Linked DNA regions of Homo sapiens: region 1 is linked to region 2. A link is an interaction called in ENCODE POLR2A ChIA-PET data of the cell type or tissue named here. Cell type or tissue: GM12878. All regions are shown on one strand. Links, peaks and the distances in the headings refer to the core of each region. The heading gives the core; the rest is flanking DNA. Region 1 overlaps SLX4IP (SLX4 interacting protein). Region 2 has its middle 74 kb from the start of MKKS.

The links. ChIA-PET counts read pairs that join two places held together with the same protein. Peaks named below come from ENCODE experiments on the same cell type or tissue, not always from the same donor. Only the 100,000 strongest peaks of a DNase experiment are listed, where the experiment ranks them.
Region 1: POLR2A ChIA-PET joins it to region 2 with 6 read pairs; 7 of 35 experiments call an interaction of 5 or more read pairs at or near these places.

Annotation. Positions count from the first base shown.
Region 1 is chr20:10,442,215-10,447,602 of GRCh38, reverse strand. The region is part of intron 1 of SLX4IP (SLX4 interacting protein); the gene reads right to left. Among named protein-coding and RNA genes, the nearest start is that of SLX4IP, 9.6 kb to the right of the region's middle. In GM12878, for the core only: a CTCF peak has its summit at 337; a DNase peak (open chromatin) is centred at 392; H3K4me3 peaks cover 702 bases; H3K27ac peaks cover 1,747 bases.
Region 2 is chr20:10,357,054-10,362,441 of GRCh38, reverse strand. No RefSeq gene overlaps it. Among named protein-coding and RNA genes, the nearest start is that of MKKS, 74 kb to the left of the region's middle. In GM12878, for the core only: no CTCF peak of the experiment used is centred there; a DNase peak (open chromatin) is centred at 2,501.

The DNA.
Region 1 (5,388 bases), core at 224-5,223, 85 kb before region 2:
AAAGCATCTACAAAAATGTAACAAAATGCTTAATGATGAACCAGTAGAAACAACTTCTTTGCAACAAGTAGAAAATGTAGAACTTAAAATATCATTTAAACTAGCATCCCACAAATAAAAAGTATCTAGGAATAAAATGAAAAAAATATATACGAGACATCCTCTGACTGATCTACTAATTTAATGCAACTCCAAACACAAACTTGAACAGGGAAACTGAGAAAGACTAAAAAAGATCAAGACACTTCTAGAAAAGGAAGAAAAAAACAAAAGATGGGGCTTGCAAAACTGCTACAATGCAAGGTAAAAAAACTAACGTACTGGCAAACGGGCAGACAAACAGGCAGAGGGGGCAGACTCCACACACCAGAAACCAATGCATGCATTTATGAAACTGATGCATGCTGGGAGCAGCACTGTGAAATTAGTGTGAAATGAAGAGATGACTCATTCAATAAACTGTGGTCAAACAACTGCTCATATCTATTTGAGAAAAAATTAAATTGGACTCGATCTCATACAAGACTCAAAAATCAATTACAGATGGGTTAAAAACTCAAAGGTGTGAAACTAAAACCTTTCAGAGGATATTTTTATGAACTCAAAATCATAAAGGAGTTTTTTAACTAGACAGAGAAAATGTAAACCATAAAGAAAAAGAATGACAGCTTTGGCCATATTGAAATTAAAACTTTTCTAAGAAAACTGGGAGAAAAATATTTGCAATCCATATCTAACAAAGGATTTCTATCTAGAATACATAGTCTCAAAATTCAATAGTAAAAAGCAACAGTCCAATCAGAAAATGGGCAAATGACAAACAGATATCTCACCAAGAAGGATATACAGATGGTAAAAAAGCATATGAAAAGATATTCAACATCATTAGCCATGGGAAAATGTAAAATAAAACCACAATGAGATATCACTACATATCTACCAGAAAGACAAATAAAAAACAATAACACCAAATGCTGGTGAGGGTGCAGAGAAAATAGATCTCTCATATATCACTGGTGGGACTGTAAAAGTGGTACAGCCACTCAGGAAAAGTGACTGGAAGTTTCTTATCAATCTAAACAACCCAAAAATTGCTCTCCTCAGAATTTATCCCAGAGAAATGAGAACTTAGGCTCACGTAAAAACTTGTTCAAAAATGTTCATAGTAACTTTTTTTTTTTTTTTTTTTTTGAGACAGAGTCGCACTCTGTTGCCCAGGCTGTAGTGCAGTGGCCCAATTTCGGCTCACTGCAACCTCTGCCCTCCGAGTTCAAGTGATTCTCTTGCCTCAGCCTCCCAAGTAGCTGGGATTACAGGTGCCTGCCACCACACCTGGCTAATTTTTATGTTTTTAATAGAGACGGGGTTTCACCATCATGGCCAGGCTGGGCTTGAACTCCTGACCTTGTGATCCACCCACCTCAGCCTCCCAAAGTGCTGGGATTACAGGTATGAGCCACCGCATCCGGCCATCATAGTAACTTTATTCTTAACAGCCACAAACTGGAAACAACCCAGACATCCTTCAACGTGTGAATGGTTAAACAAACTGCAGTACCTTTATACCCTGGCATATTACTCAGGCAGAGGGAATAAACTATTGATACATGCAACTTGGATGGATTTTAAGGAAATAGGCTGAGTTAAAAAAAAAAAAAAAAAAAAAAAAGCAATCTCAGCCAGGCACAGTGGCTCATGGCTGTAATCCCAGCAGTTTCAGAGGCCAAGTAGGGCAGATCACCTGAGGTCAGGAGTTCAAGACCAGCCTGGCTAACATGGTGAAACCCTGTTTCTACTAAAAATACAAAAAATTAGCCGGGCTTAGTGGCATGTGCCTGTAGTCCCAGCTACTCAGGAGGCCGAGGCGGGAGAATCGCTTGAACTCAGGAGGCGGAGGTTGCAGTGAGCCGAGATCACGCCACTGCACTCCAGCCTGAGTGACAGAGTGAGACTCCATCTCAAAAAAAAAAAAAAAGGGCAATCTCATCGGCTGGGCATGGTGGCTCACATCTGTAATCCCAGCACTTTGGGAGGCTGAGGCGGGCGGATCATGAGGTCAGGAGTTCAAGACCAGCATGGCCAACATGGTGAAACTCCATCTCTACTAAAAATTAAAAAAATTAGCCAGGCGTCTTGGTGCACACCTGTAATCCCAGCTACTAGGGAGGCTGAGGCAGGAGAATTGCTTGAACCTAGGAGGTGGAGTTTGCAGTGAGCCAAGATCGCGCCATTGCACTCCAGCCTGGGCAACAAGAGCAAAACTCCATCTCAAAAAAAAAAAAAAAAAAAAAGAAAGAAAAAAGAAAAAGCAATCCAACAGAAAAATGGGGAGAGGTGGTCCCCAGAGTAAGGTGCCCCTGCCTCCCAACAAAGTCTCTGCAGGTCTGGCAAGGCAGTAGGGGGTGGAAGGAGAGCTTCTCATCCCTTCTGTTATTTAGGCCTTGACAACCACTGTGCAACATCCAACCATGAGACTTGTATATCCTCTGGGAGCTGAGGGGCATGTCCCTCACTATTCTTTTACAAAACCCAATTAGTTGTGATATCTAAACACAGAAGAATTGACGGAGAATCTGTGGGGAACACATGTTCTCTTCCCTTACTACATGCACACAGCCTGTTATCTGGGATGGAACAGATGACAGTCATGGATGGGCCCATCCGCCTCCCACGAGAAGGAAAAATCACAACATGGTGCTATGGTCTACATGTTGGTATCCCCCCAAATTTATATGTTGGAACCTAATGCCCAGTGTAATAGTATTAACGGTGGGGACTTTGGAAAGTGATAAATAATGAGGGCTCCATCCTCATGAATGGGACCAGTGCCCTTATTTTAAAAAAGGCTCAAACAAGCTCCCCAGCCTCTCTACCTTATGTGAGGGTACAGCAAGAAGGTATCATCTTCGAAGCAGAAAGCAAGTCCAGGCCAGGCGCGGTGGCTCATGTCTGTAATCCCAGCACTTTGGGAGGCTGAGGCGGGCGGATCACGAGGTCAGGAGTTCGAGACCAGCGTGAACAACATGGTGAAACCCCACCTCTACTAAAAATACAAAAATTAGCTGAGCATGGTGGCACACACCTGTAATCCCAGCTACTCAGGAGGCTGAGGCAGGAGAATCACTTGAACCCGGGAGGCAGAGGTTGCAGTGAGCTGAGATTGTGCCACTGCAATCCAGCCTGGGTGACAGAGCGAGACTCCAGCTCAAAAAAAAAGAAAGAAAGAAACCCCTCACCAGACAGTGAATCTGCTGGTGCCTTGATCTTAAACGTCCCATTCTCCAGAACTGTGAGCAATAAATTCCTATTGTTTATAAATTACTCAGTCTAAGGTATTTTGTTATGGCAGCACAGGCAGACTAAAACACATGGTGATGCCAGCAGCTCCAGACCCCTACAACTACAGCCTCTTAAAGTACCTCTAATCTCTATCCTTGTACTTCCCCATCCCCAAACCCAACATTAGAGGTATCTGAGCATAAGTCCCCTATTCAAAACTCTTCACTGGGATTTCCCACAGCATCAGAAGCCCTTTTGTCAATGCTTGTATTAGTCTGTTCTTGCAATGCTATAAAGAACTACCTGAGACTGGGTAATTTATAAAGAAAAGTGGTTTAACTGGCTCGCAGTTCTCCAGGCTCTACAGGAAGCATGGCTGGGGAGGCCTCAGGAGACTTACAATCATGGTGGAAGGCAAAAGGAGGCAGGCACATCCTACATGACTGGAGCAGGAGGAAGAGAGAGAAGAGAGAGGTACTATACACTTTTAAACAACCAGAGCTTGAGAGAACTCACTATCCTGAGAACAGCAAGTGGGAAATCTGCCCCCATGAACAATCACCTTCAACCAGGCCCCTCCTCCAACACTGGGGGTTACAATTCAACATGAGATTTGCTCAGGAACACAAATCCGAACAATATCAGTGCCCCTGCCCAAACCTCCATCTTATGGCACAGGCAACTTCACACCTGTAATGCCACCACATAACCAACTCCTGGCACATGTCCTTGAACATGCAGCTCCAGCTCTCCCTGCCTTCACCCATGCATGCCGCACTGTGGAATGTCCTCTCCTAAAGCGAGTTGAGTTATCCTCTGAGACCCAACTCAGATGCCACCTGTTTCTTGGAGCCTTCTATGAACCAAGTGAATTGCTCCTTCTCTGGGACACACCTGAACCACCTCTACTCTCACGCTTAGCCCACTGAATTATAACTAACTCTGGTCCTCTCCCTGACTATAAGATTCCCAGGGACAGGGTCCATTCATCTCCTCTTTAATATTTGGGGTGTGGCACTGTTATGCATTAAAAGTTTGCTGACTTGGGTCCATTGATGTTACTAAATCAGAATGTGGTTTTTTGTTTTTGTTTTTGTTTTTTTTTAGATTTATACCTATTTATCCAACGTATCTTTACTGTCCCTAAATTCCAAATTCCACAGTAAGCCTTCCAAAAAAGAGGTCAAGCACTCTGGACCTATTTCACCAAATAAATAATACTTCAGTTATATATAATCATACAGCCAAAGCTGAGAGTTGTAATTCATATAAACACATACCCAGAAGATCCTAGTGTTTCATATTGAAAATAATGGGCAACAGATTAGAGGTGTGGTTGAAGTTTATACCACAAAGATGATGTTTTTGGTGCATAAATTTCTTTGTCTTTAAAATACTGGCATTTTAACATTCATTTAAATGGAAAAGATATTATTAGCTTCTATCTTAATTAAGTTTTAAATCAAGGAACATCCTGAGGCTTTTCTAAATTTTTTTTACTGATCATTAAAAAGCAAGTGTGCACACACGCACACAAAAAGCAACAATGCATCTTCAATGATTATTTTCCTAGGCCCTCAAAGTTGCTTTCAGCAGGATGCAACAAGCTCAGTGACCAGGTTTACAGAATAAATGTTAAAAAGCCTTTGCTACCAGAGCTGGCAATTCAAGTCTAAATTCAGTGGCATTTTTATTTTGTTGCCTGTTTTTAAGAAGTGTAGGACAACCCAAAAAGATCAATTTTCCAAATATCTGAAAGTATATAATTTACATAAGTATGCTAAGTTAGAGTATATTATAACTTACAAATGATGCCTCATCTTCTATTGTGCATTCTTGAGTCCACTCTCTCAGGCCTGAAAACAAGCATTCTTTAACAAAGAGGAGACTTTGATAGGGTATGACCTACCAAAAATATGATTACATGTGTGTTTTTAGTGGAGTGAGAAAGATCCTAAGAGCTTTAAAAAATTAATTTGGGAAGGGAATGGAAGTAGATTAAACAATATCACATGGTTGTCCTGTCATTTAAATACAAAGCAGAGATAAACTCTAATAAAGAAAGTCAATGACCCTCTAGATTATTCTGTGGGAAAATCTAAGGCACTC
Region 2 (5,388 bases), core at 229-5,228:
ACCAGATGCCAATGGGGTTCTGAAACACATTAAAGTTTGACAAGTGCCGTTTTAGACACATTATCAAAATTAATCCTCATTATGACCATGTAAGGATGGGAGAGCAATATCCTCACTTTAGAGATGAGGAAACAGGGACATAGAAAGTTCTGCAAAGAGCAAATTCAGAGAAAGACTGACAGCAGAGCACAGACTTGTAATCATTATTCCATGAGACCTCCAAATTATTCTATAAGCATTTAATTTATGTATAAATTTTAGGAGCTTACCTTGGTATAAATAAATGCTGACTAACATTGGAAGTCTGGCCTTTTCAGTATTGACTTTTGGTAATTCTGATATGTTGCTGCTGATCAGACAAGGTTGATTAGACAAGATTGAATGTGACAATAGAGAACTAGTTTTGTTCCCAGGTAAGGTGGGCAATTTGGTGTAGATGGATAAGCAGATGAGTAAATGAGTTGACATTGTTGAACTTGACCTGAGCCCTGTGCTCCCATAAAACAGCACAGTTAAGAAATCCTCACAACATTTTGTCATCCAAAATCCCCCCCAACTCTTTTTTGTTCCAGGAAAAGGTTTATGGCAAAGAGCCATCCTCCCTCATAGAGTTAGGTCAGATTGGCTGTCCACTTTCTGATGACTCCTATCACACTTGCATGGAGGCCTCCCTTGTTCACCTGTGACAAGGCCAAATATAGACCTTTCTTCTTTGGCTTGAACCTGCTCAAAGGCCAGAGACAGACCCTCCACCTCTCTTTTGTTTGTCTCATGAATGATTATCTGAGATTAGAACTACCTGTACCCTTGAATATAGCTAGACATAGAGATAAACATTTTCTTTTCGGCTAACAGAGAATTTTCCTAATTGCAAAATAACCTAACTGTAAATCACCCCATTTATAACGTGTCTACACCTCCCTATGAAAGTGTAAGGCAGGCCGGGCATGGTGGCTCACACCTGTAATCCCAGCACTTTGGGAGGCCGAGGCAGGATGATCATGAGGTCAGGAGATTGAGGCCATCCTGGCTAACGCAGTGAAATCCTGTCTCTACTAAAAATATAAAAAACTAGCTGGGCTTGGTGGCACGCGCCTGTAGTCCTAGCTACGCAGGAGGCTGAGGCAGGAGAATCGCTTGAACTTGGGAGGCGGAGGTTGCAGTAAGCTGAGATCATGCCACTGCCAGCCTGGGCAACAGAGTGAGACTCTGTCTGAAAAAAAAAAATGTGTAAGGCAAACTACCTTGCCAAGACACTGTGGGGTTTTCTCCTAGTTTTGATAGTCTGAATAACATCAATTTCCTTACTTGTTGGTTTTTATCTTTAACAGGGCTCATGGTCTTAGTGACTCAGGGTTGGTGGTCAACTTGGCAAAGATGAATCTTGCCTTATTACCTCTGAGTTTGTAACATCAAAGATAAGAAATGATTGTTCCTTTCAAACTGCAAGAATTATCTTCTCCCCCAATTACTGTCATCTTCCCCCAGGTCTGATAACTTTAATAAACTACCATCTTCTTAAAGGCTCTCTGGAGCACAGGACTTCACCTGGGCTCCGGCATCAACCAGTATTAAGTTTATCCTTAGCAGGTTCAGTGGCCTCTGAGTTTCCTGCTAAGGTGCTGAAAATGTTTGAAAACTGTGAGAATATTTAAAGCAGAAATCCCCTAAATGTGTAAGTGTGTAATGAGGTTGCAGAATTGATCTGACAAGCATCGGAAGGCTTTGCACTAAGATATATAATGCATATACTCTTTCAACATTTGCATTTCATTTAATAACATCATTTTGTTCCTCTAGAAGTCTGCTTATCCTTTGAATATAAAAGGTGTTAGGAAGAAATGTGTATTTATTCCATTTTATTTGTCACAAAGGAAGAAATCAAGCTCTTTCCTATGCTTTACTAAAATACATGCTTTCTCCAAAACAGAATTTTAGAAGCAGCAGGGAAAGGAGGTTTGCATTTGTTCTGTCTTCCATTTTTGCCATTAGAAGCAATTCTGAGATCTATATAAAAATCCATTTAAGGAGCCTTCTTTGCATTGCATTTGTGTTGTGGGTCAGATATTAAATGATTAGGAAATAGAGAATAAATAAACAAATAAATAGAGAAGTCCTGATTAACCAAATGGTTTTTGGCTTGAGTTTTTAAATCCTGACACTTGAATGTGTTATTCAGTGTTCTTTTCCTATTAAGTGTGAGTGTATTTAATGAATTCAGATTAGAAACTATTTTTAGGTTCTGTTAAAATCAGGTCTAAGACATCAGCAGGAAGTGAAATATCAAGATCTATTAATTACTGTTTCTGTAAAACTCTATAAAGCTATTATTAGAATTATTATATCCAAAGTTGTCAATATATAAATGTTTATGACTGTAGACCTTCTTATTTGGCATAGAGTCTATGCAGAAAGATCATCTACTTGTCAGTCACTTTCACTGCCCACCTCCAACCTGCTGTCATTAAAATCTCAAGCCTTACTTTCATATCTGTGTTTTCTAGTCTATCTCTAGGGAATAATTAGACAGAACCAACAGCACTGAAGATAACCAAAGGGTTGTAATGGATTTCAGAAGTAGTGAGAAATAACAACAAGCAAAGACCTTTCAGCACAATAGCGACACTGTGGCTGGATTTTGAACCTAAGCCAACTGAATTATTTTTGTAGTATGAGTATACAGTTAGGTTATGGCAAAGTTATCTTAGCCTTTTTACAAAATAACCTCTACTATGAATCAATGCATAAGATCTCAAGACTGTTGTTTATTATTTTTTCGAGGTTATTTATAGACTGAGTTAATCCAAGGTCCAAATAGCAGCACCTTCCGTTGAATGCAAATAATTCCATTTGTATTTTCGTTTTTAAAAGTTGGATGAGCTCATGGTCTACTCATGATAACAAATCCACCAAGCAAGTGTTTGATTTAATTGAACATTTCTGTTTTATAAACTTAAAGCAATTTATATTGTACTAAATGTTATTTTTTAATAAAATAAAATTTATGGTGACATTTAAAAACAATCAAAAAAGTATAAAGAATAGCACAGGGGTAATATAACATGTACCCACTACCCAGCTTCAGAAGTAGAATTTAACCTTTACATTTGAAACTCTTGTATTCTCTCCCCCAGTTACAACTCCCTCCCTTTGGAGAAACCACTGTCTTATTTATTTATTTATTTATTTATTCTTTTTTTAAATTGTACTTTAAGTTCTGGGATACATGTACAGAACGTGCAGGTTTGTTACATAGGTATACACGTGCCATGGTGGTTTGCTACACCCATCAACCCGTCATCTACATTAGGTATTTCTCCTAATACTATCCCTCCCCTACCCCCCACCCCCTGACAGGCCCTAGTGTGTGATGTTCCCCTCCCTGTGTCCATATGTTCTCATTGTTCAACTCCCATTTATGAGTGAGAACATGCGGTTGTTTGGTTTTCTGTTCCTGTGTTAGTTTGCTGAGAATGATTGTTTCCAGCTTCATCCATGTCCCTGCAAAGGGCATGAACTCATCTTTTTTTATGACTGTATAGTATTCCATGGTGTCTATGTGCTACATTTTCTTTATCCAGTCTATCATTCATGGGCATTTTGGTTGGGAACCACTATCTTAAATTTGGTGATTGATATTACCCTGCAATTATCTTCAAACATGACTGTATCCCTAAGAAATTATGCAGAATTTTATGCATCTTTTAAAACTTTACCTAAAAGGTAATATATTGTATGAAATTTTCTTCAACTTGCTGTATTTTGTCAACATATATTTGTGAGATTTATTTCTGTTGATGCATATAACTGTGGGTCATTTTTTTTAACTACTGTATAGTATTCTAGTATTCCTTTTTTTTTTTTTTTTTGAGACAGTCTTCCTCTGCCACCCAGGTTGGAGTGCAATGATACAATCACAGCTCACTGCTGCCTCTATCTCCCAGGCTCAAGGGATCCTCCCACTGTAGACACCCAAGTAGCTGGGACCACAGGTGCATGCCACCAAACCCAGCTAATTTTTTTTTTTATTATTTTTTGTAGAAATGGGGACTCACTATGTTACCCAGGCTGATCTCTAACTCTTGGGCTCAAGTGATCCTCCCATCTTGGCCTCCCAAACTGTTGAGACTACAGGTATGAGCCAATGAGCCCAGCCTGTACAGTATCCCATTTTATAACTATGCCATAACTTATCCATTTAAGATATTGCTTATTTTACAAAGTTGTTTTAATTTATATGTAATTTACCCATAGTGGCCTATAGGGGTCCCTATTGTTTCATAGCCTTGCCACCATGTGCTATGGTCAGAGTTTTCTTTTTTGCAAATTGTAAGAATATGCTAATTATTAATTTAAGTCAACATTTTATTAATATGTAAACAAATTTTAAACAACCAAATATAAAATTTGGAGCTAAATTACCATTCATAGGTATATTAATTAGAGCAGAGATAAGCAAATTTTTTCCTAAAAGGCCACATGGTACACACTGTAGGCTTTGTGTGCCATGAGATCTCTGCTGCAACTACTCAACCCTGTCACTGTAGTGCAAAAGCAGCCATAGAAAATACACAGACAAACAGGCATGGTAGTGTTGCCATAAAACTTTATTTACAATATCAGAAGGCCTATATTCAAGCTATATTTGACAACACTGAGTTAGAGTAAGTGTATCAGAGTTCTTCAGAGAGACAGAGTCAAGAAGATATATATATGTTGTTGAAGGACAAGAGAGGAAGAGTGTATCCTAGCTCCAGCAGATAGGTTGATACATTCACCTTTTTTCTGCTTTTGTTCTCTGGGGCGTCCCCCAGCAGATTGGATGATGCCAGACCACTTTCCCCACCTAGTTCATCCAGACTCACATGCTAATCTCTTCTGGAAACATCCTCACAGATGCATCCTGAAACAATGCTGATATGGTTTGGCTAGGTGCCCACCCAAATCTCATCTCAAATTGTAATCCAAATTGTAAACCTCACATGTCGAGGGAGGGACCTGGTGGGAGATGACTGGATCATGGGGGTGGTTTTCCCCATGTTGTTCTCGTGGTAGTGAGTGAGTTCTCACGAGATCTGGTTGTTTGATAAATTTCTGGTACTTCCCCCTTCTTCCCTCTCTCCTGCCACCATGTAAGACGTGCCTGCTTCCCCTTCGCCTTTCGCCATGATTGTAACTTTCCCGAGGCCTTCCCAGCCATGCAGAACTGTGAGTCATTTAAACCTCCTTTCTTAATAAATTACCCAGTCTAAGATAGTATCTTTATAGCAGTGTGAGAATGAACTAATACAAATGCCTTACCAGGTTTCTAGGTATTCTTTAATCCAGGCAAATTGACACCTAAAATTAACCATCACAGTAAGTAACACTAAATGCTGTAATAAATCG